Linked DNA regions of Homo sapiens: all the other regions are linked to region 3. Evidence: chromatin contacts called from ENCODE Hi-C data. All regions are on one chromosome and are shown on one strand. Each heading gives the region's core, a stretch centred on a gene start or an enhancer-like site at or near the end of the contact. The rest is flanking DNA. Distances are from core to core; before and after follow the strand shown.

The links. Hi-C counts contacts between places; a loop is a spot of excess contacts on that map. Pooled maps may share reads with other maps.
Region 1: a pooled map shows a loop between it and region 3 (6-fold over the local background). The contact joins the promoter of OGFRL1 here to the promoter of TTK in region 3. A Hi-C loop is called at or near these places in 3 of 50 pooled maps.
Region 2: a loop to region 3 is called in a pooled map, with 28 times the contacts of the local background. The contact joins the promoter of SYNCRIP here to the promoter of TTK in region 3. A Hi-C loop is called at or near these places in 7 of 50 pooled maps.
Region 4: a loop to region 3 is called in a pooled map, with 13 times the contacts of the local background. The contact joins the promoter of EEF1A1 here to the promoter of TTK in region 3. A Hi-C loop is called at or near these places in 7 of 50 pooled maps.
Region 5: a loop to region 3 is called in a pooled map, with 3 times the contacts of the local background. The contact joins the promoter of AKIRIN2 here to the promoter of TTK in region 3. A Hi-C loop is called at or near these places in 2 of 50 pooled maps.

Annotation. Positions count from the first base shown.
Region 1 is chr6:71,287,361-71,290,060 of GRCh38, forward strand. OGFRL1 (opioid growth factor receptor like 1) reads left to right here and starts at 1,451. Exons shown (of 7, transcript NM_024576.5): 1 at 1,451-1,810. The coding sequence starts at 1,577. All of the region lies in intron 3 of LOC124901339 (a long non-coding RNA gene), which reads right to left. RefSeq lists a silencer at 1,104-2,163.
Region 2 is chr6:85,641,636-85,644,335 of GRCh38, forward strand. It overlaps SYNCRIP (synaptotagmin binding cytoplasmic RNA interacting protein), which reads right to left and starts at 1,251. Exons shown (of 11, transcript NM_006372.5): 1 at 1,162-1,251. RefSeq lists silencers at 301-350, 571-720, 1,311-2,330.
Region 3 is chr6:80,003,332-80,006,031 of GRCh38, forward strand. It overlaps TTK (TTK protein kinase), which reads left to right and starts at 1,318. Exons shown (of 22, transcript NM_003318.5): 1 at 1,318-1,382; 2 at 2,511-2,651. The coding sequence starts at 2,513. RefSeq lists enhancers at 355-1,229, 800-919.
Region 4 is chr6:73,519,724-73,522,423 of GRCh38, forward strand. EEF1A1 (eukaryotic translation elongation factor 1 alpha 1) reads right to left here and starts at 1,309. Exons shown (of 8, transcript NM_001402.6): 1 at 1,277-1,309; 2 at 160-333. The coding sequence starts at 303. RefSeq lists enhancers at 1-469, 427-726, 470-1,291, 1,017-1,126, 1,177-1,256 and 1 more and a silencer at 1,837-2,066.
Region 5 is chr6:87,700,872-87,703,571 of GRCh38, forward strand. AKIRIN2 (akirin 2) reads right to left here and starts at 1,362. Exons shown (of 5, transcript NM_018064.4): 1 at 579-1,362. The coding sequence starts at 813. RefSeq lists silencers at 534-743, 924-1,093 and enhancers at 1,254-1,313, 1,624-1,933.

The sequences.
Region 1 (2,700 bases), core at 201-2,700, 8.7 Mb before region 3:
ACAGAGCTACAGCCTAGATGTCTTGTTGCAGTGCATGAAGAGCTTAGGTAATCCTGATTTATCCATGGAATAGGCAGCTGGTTTACCTGATTCTTCCCTTAGAAACAGTCCATCTAACATGATTTGGCTTCCTACTTCATCATGAAACATTTGAAAAGAAACTATTCATTCCAAGTTCAACAGTTTAATCTTCAAATATCTAGCTCATCTTTCTTAGTCCATATTTAACAAATGTTTACTGAGCATCCACCAAGTTGACAGCACTGTAAATACAGACACACTTTCAGACGGGGGCTGCCTGCAAAGAGGCTTCCCTTCTAGTTAGAAAGCCAGAAGACACATTTTACAACAGTCACTTTTCTCTGGGTCACATATTTGATAATACTACCTTATCTTTACGTACTTCTATAGGCTTATGCCTGTAATCCCAGCTATTGGGAGGCTGAGGCAGGAGAATTGCTTGAAACCAGGAGGCGGAGGTTGCAGTGAGCCGAGATCGCGCCTCTGCACTGCAGCCTGGGCAACAGAGGGAGACTCTGTCTCAAAAAGAAAGAAAAGAAAGAACAGAACAACAGAACAGAACAGAACAGAACAGAACAGAACAGAACAGAACAGAACAGAACAGAACAGAAAAAAGAAAGAACTTCCCTAACACAGTTCTCCCTCCTCCTTTCATTTGCAGAACAGACCACAGGGCCGAGGCTTCTTCCATTAGAAACAGCCCATCTGTTCTACTGATTCTGAGATTTTTGCCTACACGGAGCACCAATTTGTAGTGGGTGTAAGGTTACCCGCAAATCAATGTGATGGTCCAGTTGTTACTGTTCCTTTTGTTTCACGAGCGATTGCTCATTAGATGAGGTGACTGATAGCTCTGACTTTTTCTAGACCACAAGGACTCTAGGTGGCTGCCCTAAGTACAGTTGTGGCAGCTGGGATTTCCTGTTTATATGGTGCCCGGCACCATCAGCTTTTGTCCTCTGCTGCAGCTAAAGTGTCTTCCTCCTGGACCAGGGAGAGGGGGAGGGGGTGTGGACAGGACCCGCCTGCTGACGGTGACACCTCTTCGACACCACGTCCACGCCAGTCCTCAGCTCCAGGAGCTGGGCGGGATCCCTCATCCCGCTCAGCTGGGAGATGCCCCGGGAGGGCGTCCCCCGGCTCCGGGCGGCGAGGGTAGTAGCCGACCCCAATCCACTCCGGGGGCCGCCGGGGGCCGCGTGAAGGCAGGTGTTCCGGGGAGAAACGTGGAAGGGAGGCGCGGCCTGGGGCCGGTGGCGCTCGGCTGGGGGCCGCAGTTGGCTCCCCTGGGGGCTCTGGGCGGCGGCAGCTCCCGCCTGTGGGGAGGAGAAGGAGCCGGATGGGCGGGTTCAGGCGCGCGCGGCGGCGGTCCCGGGGCCGCCGGCTCCTCCCCGCGAGGGTGCCTGTCCGCCGCTCGCCGCGCTGAGGCAGTGCGGGGCGGGCGCGCCTAGGCTGCCGCCCAGCGCCCTCGCCGCGGCCATGCCCGGGCCCTAGAGCGCCTGCCGCAGCTTGCGCCCCGCAGCCCCGCAGCCCCGCGCCCGCCGCCGCCTCTTCAATGGGCAACCTGCTCGGCGGGGTCAGCTTCCGCGAGCCCACCACCGTGGAGGACTGCGACTCCACCTGGCAGACCGACTCGGAGCCCGAGCCCGAAGAACCAGGGCCGGGCGGCGGCAGCGAGGGCCCGGGGCAGGAGTCCGAGCAGCCCGCGCAGCCCCCGGAGCAAGCCGGCGGGCGGCCCGGCGCCAGCCCCGCGCCGGACGAGGACGCCGAGGCGGCGGGCGCCGAGCAGGTACGCGGCCCAGCGGTGGCCTCGGGTCGGGCTGGGGCGCCCCGACACCCCAGAGGGGCAAGTGCCAAGCCGCCCTCGCGCTCGGAGGCCAGGGGCGCCAGGTGGCTGCTCGCCGCTGCGACCCGACCCCTCCGCGCCGCGGCTGACCTGTCTCCCGGTGGAGCCCGGGGGCCTGCAGGAGCCCAAAGCGCCGGACCCTCCCACTGCCGGCCTGGGGCCTGGCCGAGGGCACGGCGAGGAAGTCCCTCAAGGCAGAACCCAACTTGAATGGGTGTTTTCTTTGCCTCTGCAGAGCAGCTGGATTATGCGAAGGTGGGGTGGGAGGAACCTGTCTAAAAATAGAGGATTTTGACAACCCCTCTAGTGTGTGTTATTGGTAAAAAAAAAAAAAAAAAAAAAAAAAAAAAAAATTACTCAGAATAAGGTGGGGCTACAAGTGCAAGCAGCCAGCGCTCTCCCCTACAGTGGGGTCTAAGCCGTCAGAAGTGTAGGCCCTCATCTGAAGTTCATACGTCACTGTTCTGCCCAACTCAGGCCTTTCAACCTAGGATTCAGGGCATTCTTCACGAATCTTATTTCACCAGAAGACTTGTTGATCCAACTGTGTTTGAACTGTTTGACTAATACAGCTTGGAGGAGAGGTTAGTCAAGAGATAAGCCCCTTAACCTCTGATGGACTGAAAATAATCAGGAACTTTAAAAAGGAGGAAATATGTAGCCGACCCCCTGAAGAAGTGTGCATCCTGGAGGTGGTTCAGGTTTGCCGCTCCACATTAGGCCCTTCTCTTTATCAGCTAGGGGCGATGGAGATTGGGAAAATGGAGCCCAAAGTCCAATGTGACCACAGGGTTTTGGGGGAATCATAACCTAAATATTACAGCTAACACCGC
Region 2 (2,700 bases), core at 1-2,500, 5.6 Mb after region 3:
GATTCACCATATTCTTCCTCAGCACCACCCCTGACTCACCTGCTAACACTCCCTAGGAAAAACCATATTACAAATAGAGCCCAATCAGCACGGGTACGAGCCAGCGTGCCACATGCAGCTGTGCCCGTTCGGAAAATGAGGTGTGTGTGGAGAAAGCAAAACTGGGCTCCTCTCTCTCAAAGATAAACCCCCAAAGTGCGCGCTTTTCCCGCCTGCCGCTTATAGATCGGTAACAACAGCCAGCGAAGAACAAAGCGCTCATACAAGCCACCTTCCCACCACCCAATTTCTCCACCCTTTAACCCCGCACCCCAAAGCCCGCCCCTGACTCCGCACCCAGAGCGGCAGTCTCACCACTGCGGCCGCCAGGAGCCCATTAGAAACACGTGCTCTGCGCCTTCCAATGTCCTACAACTTCCTTCAACGGCAACCCAACGAATCCCAAACCAAGACGACCATCACTGGTTCCCAACATCAACCCGAAGCCGCGGTCGGAGCCCCCAGAAAGCTGCAGCAGCACAATCTCTCCCCTGAACACCGAGGCACCGGCGGCGCCAGGCCACAGGCTCTCCCCGCCCCCCAGCGCCGCCGTCTCCGCCGTGACACATGGCTCTCCGCCCCTGGCGCTCCCCGGGCGCCGACGACCCCCGGCCGCCCGCCCGGCCGAGACGTGACCCGTGGCGCGCTGTGCAGGTCCCCACCCCTTACCCTTCCGTGCAGTGACTGCGACGCCTGCCCGGCAACCCAGCAGCGTGAGGGCGTTCAGCGGACGGCTCAACGCCCGCGGGACCGTGAGCACCGCCCAAGCTCGCCGCACGGCTGCAGGACAAGACCCACTCCTCTCCGCCCACTCCCGCGCCGCGGCGACCGCCACGACAGCACCAACTCTGAAGCCGCTCGCGGTCCGTGCGGGCCACGGGACCGTGGAGGCGCCTCCTCCCAAAGCGCCGCAGACAAAGCCCGAACCGCAGCAGCACATGGAAAGGAGGAAGTGGCGGCGCGGGCCGCGGCCTACTCCCAGGCAGCCCCAGTCAACGTGCTCTTCTCCCCATTGGAATCCATTTTCCAGAAAAGCCGGTTTCTACCCGCGCCACCCTCCCCCAGCTCACTCCACAATGTCATGGAGCTCCCCTCCCACACCCAGGTTCTGGCAGTCGTTACCTCCCCGTTGGGCTGAGGCGGAGAAATCCTGTCCGATGGTATCGGGTTGCGGGAAACGCGTGCTCGCTGCTCCCTGTGTCCGGCGCGAGTGGAGCTGTTGTAAAATGGCGGCCGAAGCTCACGCCGCTGGCAGCAAACCCGATCCAGTTCCACTCGCCTCCGAGCGCGCTCCCGGTGCGCGCGCGCGCCCCCGCGTGACCCCCCCTTCCCTTCCCTTCCCTTCCCTCCCCTCCCTCGCGCGTCCGCTTCACTCACTCCCTCAGCCCCTGCCCTCCTCCAGCTCCTCCTTCTCCCCCTACCACCACCACCACCACTAGCCTCTGTCCGCCTTCTCTCGGCCTTTCTTATTCCCGCCCCCCGCTCCTTTACCCCACTGCTCCCACTCCCCTCTGCGGTCGCTCAGGCACGAGTGGCCGCCTTTCCCCTTCTGGCTCGCACGCTCCCTCACTCCCTCCCTCGCTCGCTCGCACTCTCGGCCCGGTCCCCCAGTCCCTGCCGAGTCGGCTCCTCTCTTTCTCTCTCCCGCGCTGACGTGACAACGTAGCCTACGCCTCGGGACGCGCGCCCGCGGGCTCCGCCCCCACGCCGCGCCGCCTTCCCCGCTCCTCACCCCTTGGGTTGGGGGTGGGGGAGGCACAAGACCCCGCCCTTCCGCTCCGACGGTGGCGGCCGAGGGGCCGAGACTGAATGAAAGGCCCGCCCCTTCCCCTCCCGACACTCCCCCTCCCTCTCCCCTCCAGGCGGGGCGGGCCGGCTCAGCGTGTCCCACTCGTTTTCCTTTGTCAGGAGACTGGCATCTCCCCACCCCGCCCCACCCCACCCCCTCCCCGCGACACCATGCGCACGCCACCCCCACCGAGCTCCCGCCCGCCCCATCCCTGCCCGGTCCGGGGCTGGCGGGGCAGAGTGCTGTGGGCGCTGAGTGCGACTGCCGCTTCCCGGAGGGCACCCACCGGTCTGTGCGCGCCCGGCCCCCGCCCCCGGCTCCGCGGCCGCGTAGCCGTTCCAGGCGGTGTCCACGCCGCTGCCACCGCCCCGCGCTCTCCTCCTCGGGAAGCTGCAGGCGCACGTGTCCCCCGGGGCGGGGCGAGGCAGACAATGGGGCCAAGGGGGAGGGGAGCGGCGCGGAGACCCGCGGACCTTTGGTCCGCCGGACTGGCGGTACTCGAGTGCGAGAGTCGCCCTTGGAGACTCGATCTCCCCAACTGGACAGTGGGCCCTCCTCGCAGCCGCGCGGCTCCGCTTTCACGGGAACCTTCGGCGAAGGGAGGGGCGCCCCAGGCTTGGACGCGGAAACCCCGGCTGCTTTTGAAGGGGGAACGGGGCTGGCTCCAGTGGAGCGAGGAGCGGCTCCTGCCTTGGGATGACACGAAGGCCAGATTTGGAAGCGAAACCGCCCGGTGGTGAAGGGTTGTGCAATACTCCGTTTCAGTCCCTGGCCTTTTAAGCAGTTAAGGGCTTCCTCCTGGCACAGTTTGAGCAACTTGAAACAGCACAAAGCTGCGTGGTTAGAACAACTTTGAGAAAAATGTCTGTGTT
Region 3 (2,700 bases), core at 68-2,567:
GTATGGAGTTGAGGAGAGCTCAGCTAATGATACACATTTGGGAGCCATCAACATATAGATGGTATTTAAAAATAGAAGACTGAAGGAGACCACCAAACGAGAGTACAGAAAGAAGTGTTAGGGTGAGGTCATCCAGCAACAGTATTTTAAGGAAAATGCAAGCTTTGTGATCAGGCCGCAAACAGATCAACGAGAATTGGAGGAATAATAAACTCTTTCCAGGCAGAAGCATTAGATGCAATGGTGCAAAGGTAAGTGATTAGCCAACCATGGTATAGCAAGTCATTTTGCTCTGCTGAAGCAGAAATACTAGCTAGCTGACACAGAAAGATGCATTAAGTGATTGAGAAGGGCTCTCACGCTAGCTGGGTGGCTATCCAGAGCTGGGAATGTGAGGGTTCTAAGGATAGCTTTGGAGTTAACAAGTGACAGCTGCAGTTAGTTTCCTATACATACACAAAACCAACCCGTCCTACCACAGAATATATGTCATAATGCTGGCACAACAGACACATCCCTTTTAGTTTTGCAGACGAGGAGTAACCGTTGCCCTGGACCACAAAGCCACTTAGCGGCAGAGCCTCGCACCCGCGAAGATTATTACTAGGGAGATGTTTTTACCCCTGAGGACACCTGAGCCCTTAAGTGGGGCAGGCTTCGAGGGAGGGGGGCCGATAAGGCGACTTCAGACAGGGCAATCACGATGGGCGCTTGAGTTCTGCGCAGAATTTTGACAAGGGGGAGGGTCTTGGCTTGAAGACAGAGCGTGGAGTCATTTAAGGATAATGGAAGGGCATAAGCAGAAGCTCAAGGATAAAAAGCACTGAAATTCTTGAGCTGGCGGCAGGGCTGAACGTAGCTCAGTGAAAGATCCTTTCTTGCCACATCCTCTCTAAGCCAGGCTGTGAGAACCGCGGGAAACGAAGGAGAAGGGTGGCGGTGGGGTCAGTAAAGGGCCGGCCCAAGGTGCATCTTTTAGGTCCTGATGCTAGGAGCAGCCGTCCCTGCCCCTATATTCCTCTCACTGGGTAGGTTTGCTCGGGAGTGGCTACCTCCCAGGCAAAAATTCGGCCTGGTTAAACTGGAAAGACCAGGAAAGCCCGCCCACGGGCGTCCGGGGAACGCCTGCAAAGTGCCAGCACCCTACCAACCCAGGCGCCGCACGGGTGGGGTCGCGGCCGCAGGCTCTTCCGGGGCGGGCCTAGCCTGACGCAGGAGGAGGGGCGGCCCCCGTCGCACAAGAACCAATCACGACTGTCGCTTCTACGTGGCTAGCATTGACCAATAGGAGACCGTAGTGATAGCGACGGGGAAATTCAAACGTGTTTGCGGAAAGGAGTTTGGGTTCCATCTTTTCATTTCCCCAGCGCAGCTTTCTGTAGGTAAGTTCTGTCTTACCGGTGCACCGGCGCACTGAGGAACAGCCGCAGCCGGTGTAGGGGCTCATTGTTAGCGCTGGTCGGTGAGGGGTGGGGCGAGGTGGGGGCAGCTCGGAGCCAGGTATGCGACGCGGCTAAACGAGCTGGAGGGGGAGGGGATGTCTCACTGCCTCAGCGGGTCTGGCCGGTGGGGTGATGCAGGAGGTTTTGTTGAGGAAGTAAGAAGTGGGTGTGGCCCACGCTGGAAAGAAGGGGTGGTGGGGTACCTGCGCACAAGATCGTTTTCCAAAGGACAGTCTCTCTTGTTTTGGGGGTTAGAACTGGGAAAGAAGCGGGTGGCCGTGATCTGACAGTTATCTTTCAAACCTGACTTAAGAGGTGGAGTGATACCTTGCTGCAACTTTATGACTTTTTTTCATTGTTAAACCTGAAGACGGGGCAGCATTGTTATCAGTGACACTGAGTTGGTGTTTGAGAGTCACAAAGATACGATTAACAATAAGACTGCAGACACTTTATTGAACAAACACCACCACCATGCAGATAAGCAAGTGCTCAGTACCAGTACAATAGTTTCTTAGTGTTAGATTAAGGTAGCAAATCGTGATTCTGCTAGATATGCACAAGAATAAATCTGCGGATTTCCTAATTATCAGTAAAGCCCCATCATGTTTATATTCTGCTTTGAAAGCACTTGCACTGGAAGATTTACTCAAGTAAAGCAGGCGAATAAAGGAATTGTTATTCCCATTGCCAAACGAATTCTTTATGTCTATGTCACTACCAGAATCCAAGCAATCTTTATGTGTATGTCGCTACCAAAATCCAAGCAAACACTCTATCATATTTTTTTTAAGTGACACTAAATTTGCAGATTTCTACAGTGTGACGTCATTGATGTTATATTGGGGGAAAAAGTATACTTGGCCTATGAAACCTTGGTGAATAAATTACAAAGATGTGTACCTTGTTGTTGTGCACTTACCTCCATTAATACTAGCCTAATAATAGCTGCATTTAGATGTGTTCACAAAACGAATGCTTTAGTCGTCTGGGTTCTAAAAAGCTAGTGCATTTTTTTCTTTGATGCTAGTTAAAGTAGGAGTTATGACTGTTCAGTTTTTTTCTTAGAAATGGAATCCGAGGATTTAAGTGGCAGAGAATTGACAATTGATTCCATAATGAACAAAGTGAGAGACATTAAAAATAAGTTTAAAAATGAAGACCTTACTGATGAACTAAGCTTGAATAAAATTTCTGCTGATACTACAGGTGAGTTTTTCTTTTCTTTTAAGTTAGTAACTGTTTGTTGGGTATCCTC
Region 4 (2,700 bases), core at 59-2,558, 6.5 Mb before region 3:
CGATTACAGAAGTCACCAAAAGCAAAATTATTTCATAAGTAAGGTCTTAACTATTAGCATTCAGATCTAAACCACTCACTAGTTCTGGGGAAATCACCTAATGATTCTGCTGGTAAAACTCATTTTAGTTGATCTTTCCCTTTCTGGTATTAAACATACCTCAGCAGCCTCCTTCTCAAATTTTTCAATGGTTCTTTTGTCGATGCCACCGCATTTATAGATCAGATGGCCAGTAGTGGTGGACTTGCCCGAATCTACGTGTCCAATGACGACAATGTTGATATGAGTCTTTTCCTTTCCCATTTTGGCTTTTAGGGGTAGTTTTCACGACACCTGAAATGGAAGAAAAAAACTTTGAACCACTGTCTGAGGCTTGAGAATGAACCAAGATCCAAACTCAAAAAGGGCAAATTCCAAGGAGAATTACATCAAGTGCCAAGCTGGCCTAACTTCAGTCTCCACCCACTCAGTGTGGGGAAACTCCATCGCATAAAACCCCTCCCCCCAACCTAAAGACGACGTACTCCAAAAGCTCGAGAACTAATCGAGGTGCCTGGACGGCGCCCGGTACTCCGTGGAGTCACATGAAGCGACGGCTGAGGACGGAAAGGCCCTTTTCCTTTGTGTGGGTGACTCACCCGCCCGCTCTCCCGAGCGCCGCGTCCTCCATTTTGAGCTCCCTGCAGCAGGGCCGGGAAGCGGCCATCTTTCCGCTCACGCAACTGGTGCCGACCGGGCCAGCCTTGCCGCCCAGGGCGGGGCGATACACGGCGGCGCGAGGCCAGGCACCAGAGCAGGCCGGCCAGCTTGAGACTACCCCCGTCCGATTCTCGGTGGCCGCGCTCGCAGGCCCCGCCTCGCCGAACATGTGCGCTGGGACGCACGGGCCCCGTCGCCGCCCGCGGCCCCAAAAACCGAAATACCAGTGTGCAGATCTTGGCCCGCATTTACAAGACTATCTTGCCAGAAAAAAAGCGTCGCAGCAGGTCATCAAAAATTTTAAATGGCTAGAGACTTATCGAAAGCAGCGAGACAGGCGCGAAGGTGCCACCAGATTCGCACGCGGCGGCCCCAGCGCCCAAGCCAGGCCTCAACTCAAGCACGAGGCGAAGGGGCTCCTTAAGCGCAAGGCCTCGAACTCTCCCACCCACTTCCAACCCGAAGCTCGGGATCAAGAATCACGTACTGCAGCCAGGGGCGTGGAAGTAATTCAAGGCACGCAAGGGCCATAACCCGTAAAGAGGCCAGGCCCGCGGGAACCACACACGGCACTTACCTGTGTTCTGGCGGCAAACCCGTTGCGAAAAAGAACGTTCACGGCGACTACTGCACTTATATACGGTTCTCCCCCACCCTCGGGAAAAAGGCGGAGCCAGTACACGACATCACTTTCCCAGTTTACCCCGCGCCACCTTCTCTAGGCACCGGTTCAATTGCCGACCCCTCCCCCCAACTTCTCGGGGACTGTGGGCGATGTGCGCTCTGCCCACTGACGGGCACCGGAGCCTCACGCATGCTCTTCTCCACCTCAGTGATGACGAGAGCGGGCGGGTGAGGGGGCGGGAACGCAGCGATCTCTGGGTTCTACGTTAGTGGGAGTTTAACGACGGTCCCTGGGATTCCCCAAGGCAGGGGCGAGTCCTTTTGTATGAATTACTCTCAGCTCCGGTCGGGGCGGGTTGGGGGGGGTGGTGACGGGGAGGCCGCCTGGAAGGGACGTGCAGAATCTTCCCTCTACCATTGCTGGCTTAGCTCCAAAGGTTGTATTGAGATTAGGGTGTACCTTCGCCTCTCAATCAGCCTCCCGTCCTCAGCCTTGCCATCTCGCTAGTCCGGGACAAATCCCTAGAGCGTCTTCCTCTGCGGGTCTCAGCCCAGCCCGGGGTTGGCTCCTCCTCCGCCCCGGCTTCCGCGCCCCTCCCGTGTGGCAAGGAGTACCAGGCCCGGGGACCCCGAGGGGCTTGGGGCGAAGGGTCGGGACTGGGGGCCTCCTTAACGGCTCACGGACTTGCGAGAGGTTCGGCTCGATGGCCGTGAAAGCGACGAATCCGCTCCTGTGCTGGCCTCTTGGCTCCTTCCATTCAAAGCCAGCTGCTTTTATGGAAGCCCGTAACACGTCATCTCCCCCTGGTACTCCAGATGTCCAGGCTTTCAGTTTAGAATAGACTCAGTCCTACAGTTAGCTTTAGATCTAATTCTAGTTTTGTTACGCCAAAAAGTTCCTGCGAGTGTGTGTGTGTGCCTCATGGTACTTTTTAAATTAAAAGGTGTACAGTTATTTGATTGCAAACATAAGGAACCTAAAATGCTTTCAGATTTTCCACATGATCTCATGTAGAGGCTAAGATCTACAGCATCAGCAAGTTTATCCACCCAGTTTCCTAACCCCAACACTTGCTATGAAGTCACAGCTTCTCCTATTTAAATAAGTGCCTATTATATTTAAATAAGTGCTGTCGTTTTCTGTCATCCTATCGATTGTAACTGCATTTTAGCATAAATCTAGGGCAAGATTGGATGAGCTTGGCCTTTTTGGATGGCTATCAAGGCAGGCCTTGGGAAATGCTCCTCTGAGGAAAGAAGAACGTTTATTTTTAATGAGCTAATTACTAGATCATTATGTTTCTTCTTCCAGCTGTAGAATATCATTGCCCAGCTTCTCGAACAAACTTATTTATTAACAAGTATTTGAGAACCTAC
Region 5 (2,700 bases), core at 112-2,611, 7.7 Mb after region 3:
CAAAGTGGCGTTCTTGTGGGTGATTAATGACAGGCCTAGATCTCGCCCTAGTGACATCCATCCCCCACCCCCCACCCCCACTATACTAAAATCAGCCGTGTCTGAACTGAAGGAGGGGCTGTAGCCTCGCCTCAAACCACCCAGTCCCAGAGTTAATAGCTGCAACCAATCGATTACGGCAAGCACACATCCAGATTGGGGTGAAATGTGACCCTTTCGCCTAAATTTACGAATAATATCGTCCTCTCTGATCATTTCCGCTGGGGCTCCAGCGACTACGGAAACAATTCCAATCATTCGGCCCAAAGAAAAAGATGTCCCTGTTCTACCCAATACGGGCAAGGCAAAGCCCCTACCCACCTCCAAACACTATCCCCTTGACATCAGCCCATTTCTATTGTGTCTTATTAGGTCCTCGGGCTACGAGGACCTAGTGAAAAACGTGGCTGCCCTACTACTTTGCTAAGAACAAGAACCACACAGTCCGGCACCCCCACCCCAGGGGCCGCATCCCACACCCCAGGACCCCTGTTCCCAGTTCTCTCCACTACCCCGGCGGCCGCGGGGCCGGGTCCCACCTGTGGTGAGGCGGGAGGAGACGTCGCCGAAGGGGGATGGCTCCATTCGGAGATACTTCTGCGGCGAGGCGGCCGCAGCGGAGAAGGAGGCGGCGGTGGCCGCGGCCGCCGACAACGGGGAGGCAGCGGCCGAGGTGGGCGCCGACAATGGCGCACATCGCCTGCGCTTCGGGGACGCCGGGCTCAACAGCGGGTCGAAATCCAGAGTCCTTTTCAGAGTGGCTCCGCACGCCATGGCCGGGGGCAGCTGAGGCGCCGGGCTCGGGTGGGGTCGGGGACGGGTGACGAAAGAAGAGGGTGAGGGAAGGGGTGAAGAGCGGGAACTCGAGGAGAGCCTACCCGACGGGCTCAGGAGCCAAGCGGGTCGCGGAGCGCCGGCTGTGGAAAGGAGAGCCGCTGCCGCCGCTGCCTCCGCGGCAGGGGCAGTGGCCAGGGACGGCCCGGGTGAGAGCGGGAGGGGCGGTGGCGGGCAGAAGCACACGCCAGTCGCGTCAGGGGGGTTCTTCCGCCTCCTCAGGCGCGGCTCCCCCGAGAGAGGCTCCGGCCGCCCCCGCCGTCCGCTCGAGCTTTGCGCCGCGCCTGAGGCGCTTCTGTGCTGAGACTAGATCCTTTCTGAAGTCGAAAACAGCACCGTGGGGTGTGAGGCTGGAACGCGGCTCCTAATACGCCCGAGTACGGTCAGTAGCTTGCGAGCGGCGATCGATGCAGAGAGATTGCGAGGTAGCTGCCGCAGCAGGAACCCAAGCGAACACGTCCAACCGCTTCCCCTCCCTCGTAGAACTCTCCCACCCGCCGCCGGCCCCAATATGGCGTCAATAACAACGCCGCCGATTCAAATCCGGCGGCCTCAGAGCGCTTGCGCACGGGGGCGGGCCAAACCGGGGATGCATTTTGGGAGTTGTAGTTTTTAGGTACCGGGAGGAATCGGCTTGAAAGGCGGGAAGGGAGGAGTCACAGAAACTACGACTTCCGTCATGCAAGGCGCGCGATTCCGAGTTCCGGGTTGGAATTTAAATCCCCCTACACAGCTTGAGTGTAAGAGGAACTAAGCAAAAGAGAAAAAAAGAGAAGGTTCTGAGACAGTGGGAGATGGGAAAGCGAACCCGTGGCAAAAGCAGGCTAAGCGACATAGAAATCTTTTAAGATTCTCCGTATAGTTGCTCCCACAGTGATTTCAGATCTGGGAAATATAATAAACCAATCTCTAGTCAAAGTTAGCTTAATTTCGGTAGCGACAGTACCCAAAACAAGACCTTTCACATGGAGAGGATAGGAGATAATGAGATTATGAAACCTATTTAGGACTGGCAGACAGAACAACAGTAATAGTATCAGGTTACAGGATCCTTGATTCAACTCGATGCTCTACCCTTCGGAGGTAGCTGCTTCATCCACTAATGAAATTCTGTAAAGCCAGCTTTGCTTCTGTAAATGAATAGGACTTGAACGACTTACAGAATCAAATTGTTTTGCGTTGGGTAAAAAGCAAGTGGTATCAGACATTGCATTACTTCTGTTGAATATTGGTGCATATATTGTGAACTTTGTTACAAAACTAATCAAAAGACAGTGAAATGTTTAGGTAATAGATATTGGATGGATCCATTTTGTAAGCGGAAGGGGAAAAAAGTGTTTCTAGAAGTTGTACTTTTAGTCACATACCTAAAATAAGAATCAAATACAGCGCTAATTTAGAAAGTGATCTGTGTAGCCGGGCATGGTGACTCACGCCTGTTATCCCAGCACTTTGGGAGGCCGAGGCAGGCGGATCTTCCTGAGGTCAGGAGTTCGAGACCAGCCTGGTCAAAATGGTGAAACCCCGTCTCTACTAAAAATACAAAATTAGCCGAGCGTGGTGGCGCGCGCCTGTAGTCGCAGCTACTCGGGAGGCTAAGACAGGAGAATCATTTGAACCCGGGAGGCGAAGGTTGCAGTGAGCCGAGATGTTGCCACTGCACTCCAGCCTGGGTGATAGAGCGAGTCTCTGTCTGAAAAAAATGAAAAGAAAAGAAAATGATGCCGGGCGCGGTGGCTAACGCCTGTAATCCCAGCACTGGGAGGCCGAGGCAGGCGGATCACGAGGTCAGGAGTTCGAGACCAGCCTGTTCAACATGGTGATACC